2 separate regions of the Homo sapiens genome follow, and region 1 is linked to region 2. The links are chromatin contacts, found by Hi-C or POLR2A ChIA-PET in ENCODE. All regions are on one chromosome and are shown on one strand. The core of a region is the stretch at or near the end of the contact, and the rest is flanking DNA. Distances in the headings are between cores, read along the strand shown.

Evidence for each region. Hi-C counts contacts between places; a loop is a spot of excess contacts on that map. ChIA-PET counts read pairs that join two places held with the same protein, here RNA polymerase II (POLR2A). Pooled maps may share reads with other maps.
Region 1: a loop to region 2 is called in a map of Right ventricle myocardium superior, with 5 times the contacts of the local background. The contact joins the promoter of TCF21 here to the enhancer-like site in region 2. A Hi-C loop is called at or near these places in 1 of 168 maps with a recorded cell type or tissue (Right ventricle myocardium superior) and 8 of 50 pooled maps. POLR2A ChIA-PET finds 5 or more read pairs at or near these places in 1 of 52 experiments (AG04450).

Annotation. Positions count from the first base shown.
Region 1 is chr6:133,887,168-133,891,765 of GRCh38, forward strand. It overlaps TCF21 (transcription factor 21), which reads left to right and starts at 1,946. Exons shown (of 2, transcript NM_003206.4): 1 at 1,946-2,680; 2 at 4,546-4,598. The coding sequence starts at 2,231. TARID (TCF21 antisense RNA inducing promoter demethylation) reads right to left here and starts at 1,839. Exons shown (of 9, transcript NR_109982.1): 1 at 1,437-1,839. RefSeq lists enhancers at 1,494-2,407, 3,659-4,423.
Region 2 is chr6:133,700,217-133,704,208 of GRCh38, forward strand. The region is part of intron 4 of TARID (TCF21 antisense RNA inducing promoter demethylation); the gene reads right to left. Among named protein-coding and RNA genes, the nearest start is that of LINC01312, 120 kb to the right of the region's middle. RefSeq lists an enhancer at 1,474-1,618 and a cis regulatory region at 1,538-1,555. Within about 2 kb of position 1,540, at least 2 of the 41 ENCODE cell types and tissues checked have a DNase peak (open chromatin) inside an H3K27ac peak, as active enhancers do.

The sequences.
Region 1 (4,598 bases), core at 696-3,195, 190 kb after region 2:
AAGAAAAATCACAGCTTAATGTATGCAGTAAGGCCATAGTTTGGATTTATAATAATTATCACATTCCAGAGCCCAAATTAATTATTTGTAGTTATTTTGCAGATATCTTAGTAGCTACACACACACACACACACACACACACACATTTCACAAAGTATTGGCCAATGCCCATTTTCACATAGCTCTTTAGTCTAAAAATAACTTTAACTTTCATGTTTTACCAAGACTGAGAAAAGGGAGAGCAAATCAAAGGAAACTAGTTGAGGAATTAGTGAAGAAATTTTTAACAGGCCTGCTGGGTGTTCTCTCACTGCTGTCTTGAACCTCAGATTAAATTATTATACTTTCTGTGTTGTAGTACTGGGTCATTCGTATGTGAAGACAAAGGCAACTTCAACTTGATATTTCTGTCATCCCTGCTGTGGGAAGAGTCCTTTTCCTGGTTTATAACATCAATCATTCTCACAATAAATCTTAGGGTGGATGTGGTCATTTAAATCTCCACCTGCACAAACAACAGAAAATAAGAGAGCTCATAAATCTCTACACTGGTGATTAACAAATTTTGGATCCTCAGCGAAGATATTATGGAAGAGGGGTCGCTAATTCATTAATAAAGACTGATTTGCTGACAACCTGTTTAGTTTACAGCATAGGGGGAAAGCAAACAAGACCCTGCTAGCAAAACAAAACGTTAGAGGTTAGTGAATTCCCAGCTGAGCCTAGGATTAGAGATATGATATCTTAATGTAGGAGAAGCCTTCAGACCCTAAGCCAACCACTCAGAAACCACTCTTACATTTTGCTCCAGCCCCTCAACTTCAATGCCTACCTGCAAGGGAAGAAAACCTGGCAAAGAAATTGTAAGAGAGATTTATGCCTTCAGTCTCCCTGGTTTCATTGCACCAATTTCATCCAATCCCTAGGTTCTGTTTCCCTGTGCTTTTTCTACCTACTTCCCAGGAGACTTTCTTATTCTCTAGGAAAGGTGGTTCGAGCTGGGGTTAAAGATGGAAAAGAACCTTTCTCAAAAGGATAGTCTTGCTTTGTGTTGTGTAATGTCAGCTTCATGTGAGGAACACTGGCACCTAACAGGCTGGAAGAAGACAAAGACAGCAGCATTGAAAGGGACGGTGCATCACAAAAAGTGCCAGGCAAGGTGATGTCTGAGAGCAACAAAGACTCTCAAGGCAATATTAAATGCATTTCTAGAAAAGAAAAAAAAACCGAGGGGAAAGTTTCCATTTATTAGGAAAAGATGATCAACTAACATAATGTTTTCCACACACTCATACTGCCCTCTCATTCCCTACCCACTCCCACTAAGCTGTGTGTGGTTGGGTTTGAGTGTGCAAATCAAGTATGTTTGTGTACACGTAGGCAGTCCTTTGATGTCTTGAAAATGACCAGGTGTAGGTGAAATGTTTTATACTTACTTTTCCATCACCATAAAGATTCTAGGAAGCACTTGTCTTCATTTATCCCGGGGAAGGTGGAAGATCTCGGTAAAGCCTTGGAGTCTTATGAGGTGTTGGCAGGATGCGGTTGATACTCCCTGTATTTTAATTCGTGTTTTCTTGGGAGGAGAGAGGGCATGGAGTGTAGGTGGAAGGCCCAGAAAGAGCCAAACGATCTAGTCGTTTTTCTAAAGTTCTCAGTAACAACCAGTTGTGACGTCTTAAGAGAGAAAGAAGGCCTTTTACAGATGGACAGAACATGCTGCTTCTCGGCCCCGGCCACAGTTGGGAGAAGGTGGCTGGTAAGTACATGATGCAGTTGAGTTGATTTACATTACAAGTTGCAAATCAGGGTCTGTGCATTGAGTTTCCCTCCGGTTGTGAAAGGGGTCTAAGCGCTTTGCTGGGGCCTGGCAGGCCCCTCCCTGGGCTGCAAGGATCCGCCCCTCTATTCCCCAGATAAATTCCTAGTGTCCACCAAATTCCTCAGCGCTCGCTCACCCTCCTCTACGGCCACGACTCTGGGAGTGGGGAAACAGAGAGCCGGTTCCTCTGCTGCAGAAGTCCTCGGGGTTCCTTCTCACAACTCTGCGAAGGGGAAAGGGTTGTGAGACCCAACCAGACCCCAACTCCAGCTCCCAGCAGGAGGTGGCTGCGCCACACTCGGGAGGCCTCTTGGTTTCAGGGTCTCTCTGTCTCTCTCTCACCCTCTTCCTCGCTTTCTCTGTCTCTCTGTCTCTCTCTCTCTCTCTCCCTCGTCCACTCCCCCAAACATGTCCACCGGCTCCCTCAGCGATGTGGAGGACCTTCAAGAGGTGGAGATGTTGGAATGTGACGGGTTGAAAATGGATTCGAACAAGGAATTTGTGACTTCCAACGAGAGCACCGAGGAGAGCTCCAACTGCGAGAATGGGTCTCCCCAGAAGGGCCGCGGCGGCCTGGGCAAGAGGAGGAAGGCGCCCACCAAGAAGAGCCCCCTGAGCGGGGTCAGCCAGGAGGGGAAGCAGGTCCAGCGCAACGCCGCCAACGCGCGAGAGCGGGCCCGCATGCGAGTGCTGAGCAAGGCCTTCTCCAGACTCAAGACCACCCTGCCCTGGGTGCCCCCCGACACCAAGCTCTCCAAGCTGGACACGCTCAGGCTGGCGTCCAGCTACATCGCCCACTTGAGGCAGATCCTGGCTAACGACAAATACGAGAACGGGTACATTCACCCGGTCAACCTGGTGAGTGCTCCCGGGGCTGCAGCTGCAGTCCAGGCGCGCCCGCACTCCCGCCTGCGGTGGGCGCGAGTGCGCGCGGGGCTGGGAGTGGGGGTGTGGGCGCGGCGGTGACTTACACATCTCGACCACCGCGGGCCTAGAGCCTCCAGGGACCGGAGGCGGGCGGTCTAGACACGGCCCTCGCTCTCTGCCCTACCAGCCCCCGGAGCGGGAGTGATTTATGCGAGGGTTTGACGTGGCAGCCCAATTAAAAGTTTGCAAGTGTGTTGAGCTGGCACAGAGGAGGGATCCCCCGCTCCCGCTCCATCGCCATCCTCCCTGGGGTGCAGTGGCTGCTGCGGAACTGAGAACACTGACAAGACGCTGCGAGCGGACAGGCATTTTGTTAATCCTTTTTTCTTCTTTTAGCAGAGAGTGGAACTTGATTTTCCTTTCCTTGTAAATAAAAACACCCAACTCCGTTTCTTTCACAAGCATATTTAGGACCATTGGATAAGGACACATCTATGCCCCCCAAATTGTCCACGTAAGCCCTTAACCGCTTAAATATTCTGTGCTTCTCCTATAAGTGGATTAATATTTTTAAATCCCAGAAGTTCTAGTAATGATCAGCAAAATCAGTAAATCCTCACTAGTATGAGTGTAATAAATACTAAAATAGGTCACTCTCACCCAAGATTTAAGAAATGTTACCTTTTATCTTAAAAAGTAATGCCCATTGAGCCTAATTTTTTAACACAAAAAACTGATAATCATTGAGTCTACTTTTTTCTCAAATGTATTTTACTGTTTAAGAAATATATCTTAATTTTTTTCATTTGATTTTATTTTAAAACTTCTAAGATCTAAAGAAAAACAATAACAACAACTTACTAGGATCTCTGTTTGTATATGATAAGAATGAGAGATTTTTCCTTTTAAAAGGCAAGTCTTATCAGCTAGCACTAGAGCAGTAGTGAGAGGGGTCTGAATTGTCTTCTCACCGAATTGGTTTCTGGAATTGCTGGAGAAGAAGATGCAAACCCACATTTTACCATGAAAAATGTTTTCTCTCCAATTGAAAGTTTGGGGTTTTTCCCCCCCAATGAGTAAATAGCTTTTTAAAATCTCCACCTAAAATGAAAGTGTTGCCTCGAATATTTACAACTGCTACTCTCTTCATCTTTGAATAAGAAACTTAAATGAGCTTTATTATAAAACAGCCCGGAGAAAGGAAGAGAAAGCATACTTTCTCAGTCCAGCATGAAGACGATCTTAAATTAAAAGTCAATGTAGTATAGCATTTTTTTTTCCTTAAGAGGTGGTGATTAATCTAGAAGCTGTAGTCAAAGCCGGTGTTTGCGATGGAAGAAACGAAAGTCGGACTAGGGAAATAGATGGTGATGAAAGGCGATGAAAGCGACAGGGCCCTGAAACCCGACCACCGCCTCAGAAGGAGGCCAGGAGGGCGCTTCGCCCCGAACTCGGTGCCCAGTAGGCACAAGGTCGTTCTGGGCTTCCCGGCTCAGACTGCCAAAGCGTCTGCCTCCAGGCAGTGCCACAGCACCACCCACTCTCCCACTCTCGGCTTGCCCGGGGCTTCCTGCATTGAGTCTCACAAGGAACCCAGTATAAGCCCTTTTGGCTCTCATTCTAAAAGACCACCACCAGCACCACCACCACCTCGAGCTGTGACTTGGCGCCAAAGCAGCTATTTGCTTTATGCAGCCGCAGGGTGCGCTAGGACCGGGAGTAAATTGCAGAGATAACCGGTCTCTCCAGAGCACCGCCTGCCCCCACCGCCCCCCTTCCTTTCATCTCAGGCCCCGAGTCCACCCCACCCCCTCCGCCACGGCCACTTACCTCCTCCACCCTCTTCTTTCCCGCAGACGTGGCCCTTTATGGTGGCCGGGAAACCCGAGAGTGACCTGAAAGAAGTGGT
Region 2 (3,992 bases), core at 290-2,789:
ACCAAAATCACCTAGACTTTCTACCCTGTCATCAAGTGTCAAGAGAGGTCTGCACACTGGGAATAACCACCAGCTTCTCCAAAAATCTTAACTCTATTAACATATTAAGACAGACCCTAAAAACCCAAAATAAGCAGACATCTCTTCCAATAAGTGCACTGAGTCTGAGGCCACTCTCTCCCTGGGCCTTTGCCACCATTTTCAGGGGCCAGAAAGGACCTGCAAATTAAGCCTAAGACAAAGCTACCCCAAATTTATTTTCCTCTAGTCCACACTCTCTGCCTTGAATCCATCCAGGAATACTCTCATTTAGCCCTTTTTCTCTGTTTATATCAATTAGCAAAAAAAGCCCCATGCTCCCAGTTAACCCCCTTATCTCTTTATTCCCCATAAGGCTTAGCACATCCCTCATTCTTACCTCCCTCCCACCCTCCCCAATCCCAGAAATCATTTCCTTGTGCCTTCTGAAATGGTCCACATGCCATATTGTATGTTTTGCAATGGGCACAACAAGTTCTCTCATTCCTATGCTTCTGCAAATCTTTGCTTGAATGTCAGCCTTTTCATGATACCTTCCTGACCACACCATTTAAAAACTGCACATGTAAGCCCCTCTACACCCACCCTTCTTATCTCCTGTAATGGTTAATTTTATGTGTCAACCTGACTGTTTTTCTGAAGAACCCTAACACATTCCACTTACTCTGCTCTCCTTTTTTCTAAAACATTTATCACTTACAATCATCTTACCTAACTTACTTCTTTATGGTATCCATTGGTATGGTCTGTCTCCCAATAACTCACTCTCCCCGACCCTAACCTAGAGTATAAGTTTCAAGAGGGTGGAGGCATTTGTTTATTTCCTTCAGAGATATTTCTCGAGTACCTAGAATGGGGTCAGGCACAGTCAGTTTCCTGGGACTGATTATGCAGCCACCTCAATGATCTTGTAAGTGAGACAAAATCCTTTTGAATAATTATATTTCTGTTTAAGTCAGCCAGTGAGGATTTCTGTTTCTTTGCTAACAACTAAGAACACCCAAGTATTGGTCTTTCGAAAATGGATGAGGAAATTTCTGAAATATTCATAGGTTCAGAAAAATATCACTAAAACTGAAAGAGAAAATAGTACAAGAGGAGGTGGTCCATCTAATTAACAATCAACATATGATGCTGATGAGACAACTGATCAAGAAAACTCAGAGTGGAGAAAGTTACAACATGTGGATTTAAATGTCCTTTACATTTGATCCAACATCACCTAGGCAGCCTATTACTTTACTTCCCTTTTTAGAACTGGCCAGGAAGACACAGCAGAGAAAAGACCTCTCATAAAAGGCCATGCCTGGGAAAGCCCCAGCATGGATCCATATGGTTTGTGAGTCTTTTTCCCTGTGACATTTTTATGAAGGTTATGTATATGTCCCGTTCATCTTCATTCTCCCGGTGCTAATTGCTGTCTATTGGACCCTGCTACTGTGTACAGAGACCACATGCTTCCCCTGACACTGCCCCGGCTGTGGTGTGCCACATGGCCCTGCTGTCCTCAGATAAGAACCTGCTGCTGTCTGACCACAACAGCTGGAAATGTTCTGCCTTGAAGAGCTTATCGTGTGGACACTCAAGTTGAGCTATGACAGTCGACAAGCACACAAAATGAGTGGATTCTCTGGGGGCAGCGTATGGCAACTGAAAGCTTCCCATGTCCTGTTGGACATGAGCTTCATGTTTGGAGTTGATAATGAGGTTTTGCCTGGACACTTCCTGTGAAGAAAGCATTGTGTTGAAGGCAGCAAAAAGTTCAAGAGAGACATGACCGCAATTTCTCTAACAATCGGACTTTCTCTGAGCCTCTCAGTTATTTATTTCTCCTTGTTGAGGACTAGAAAGAAATGAAAGAAGATAACCCTTAACATCTTCCTTTCTCCTCTATGTCCTTAATATGATATTTGATATATACAAAAGAATATGTGTGACCTCTTTATGAGTCATAAAGTGTCCACAATCCAAGAATTACTACATCGCCAAAAATTAGCCTCCACTGGGTATTCTTTCCTAGCCCTCCCTCTCTGCCTCCCCCAACCCAGGATGACCAGGATCCAAAGTCTTATGTTTTTAATTTCCTTGCTTTCAAAAATGATTCTATCACATATGCCTATATCTTAACAAGATAGTGTTTAGTTTCTGAGTGTTCTAAAAGTGGTATCATACTATCTATAGTATTCGGGACTTGCCTTTTCATCACTTAACATTTTGTTCTAAGTTTTATGCATGCTGCTCTGTGGTCATTCACTTTCACTGTTGTGTACTAGGACTTTGTATGACTAGACCAGGTTTATTTATTTGTATCCCTGTTGGCATTTGGGTACTTTCTCACTTTTTAGAAGTCTGAACAGAGTTGCCGTATTATTCTGTTTTCACAGTGCTATAAAGACATACCAGAGAGGGTAATTTATAAAGAAAAGAGGTTTAATTGACTCGCAGTTCTGCATGGCTGGGGAGGCCCCAGGAAACTTACAATCATGGCAGAAGGGGAAGAGGCACCTCTTACATGGCAACAGGTGAGAGAGAGAAGTGCATGAAGGAGGAAAAGCCCCACACTTATCAAACAAACAGATCTCATGAGAACTCACTCACTATCATGAGAACATCATGGGGGCAACTGCCCCCAGGATCCAATCACCTCCCACCAGGTTTCGCCCACAACTCATGGGGATTATGGGGATTACAATTCAAGATGAGATTTGGGTGGGGACACAGAGCCTAACCATATTAGTTGCTCTAAACATTCTTGTCTTTGGCTCCTGGTGCACTTGGGCTACTCTATGTCCACCTAAGAATGGATTTACTGGTTATTTGCATGTTTTGCTTTACAAGATAGCACCAAATTGCTTTTCCAAAGCAATTATTCTACTTTACCAGCCATGTATGAGGTCCCAATGATCCACGTTCTCTCAATATTTGGTATATGTGATTACTCAGAAGATTTGTTTAGTGAGAGGGAAGAAATTTTCTCTAATGTGAGCGAATGAACTAGCTAATGCCACTCAGGTTGAGAAAGCTGCTACCAGCTACCAGGCTTGCACTTTGAGATGCATGACTCCTTTTTGTTTTAATATGTATTTTTTAAAATTTATTTATTTTAGAGACAGGGTCTCACTCTGTTGCTCACACTGGAGTGGAGTGGGGCAATCACGACTCACTACAGCCTCGACCTCCTAGGCTCAAGTGATCCTCCTGCCTCAGTCTCCCAAGTAGCTGGGACTACAGGCGTGTGCCACCACACCCAGCTAATTTTTTTTGTTTGTTTGTTTTTGAGATGGAGTCTCGCTCTGTCGCCCAGGCTGGACTGCAGCGGCGCATCTCTGCTCACTGCAAGCTCCACCTCCCGGGTTCACGCCATTCTCCTGCCTCAGCCTCCCGAGTAGCTGGGACTACAGGCGCCCGCCACCACACCGGGCTAATTTTTTGTATTTTTTTTAGTAGAGACAGGGTTTCACTGTGTTAGCCAGAATGGTCTCGATCTCCTGACCTTGTGATCTACCCGCCTCGGCCTCCCAAAGTGCTGGGATTACAGGCGTGAGCCACCACACCCAGCCCACACCCAGATAATTTTTTACTTTTTGTGGAGATGTGGGTCTCCCTATGTTGCTTGGGCTGGTCTCAAATTCCTGGCCTCAAGCGATCTTCCCACCTCAGCCCCTCAAGGTGCTGGGATTATAGGCATGAGCTACCTACCATACCTGGTCTTAAGATGTATTATTTACACTTGTCAATGCAGCGGTTCCTTAGGTGTGGGACATGCCAGAAAGTAACACGTGAATGATTCAGTTGGAGAGAAAACACAGATATACTTATTTTATGGACCATTCTAGAACTCCCCATCTTGGAAGAAAGAAAATTTTAGGGCTCCCTGACCCTTGCACTGATGATAGAAAAAACGTAAAGCAGGTGATGTGTTTTCTAGATATCTTCACTGCTCTGATGCTGAT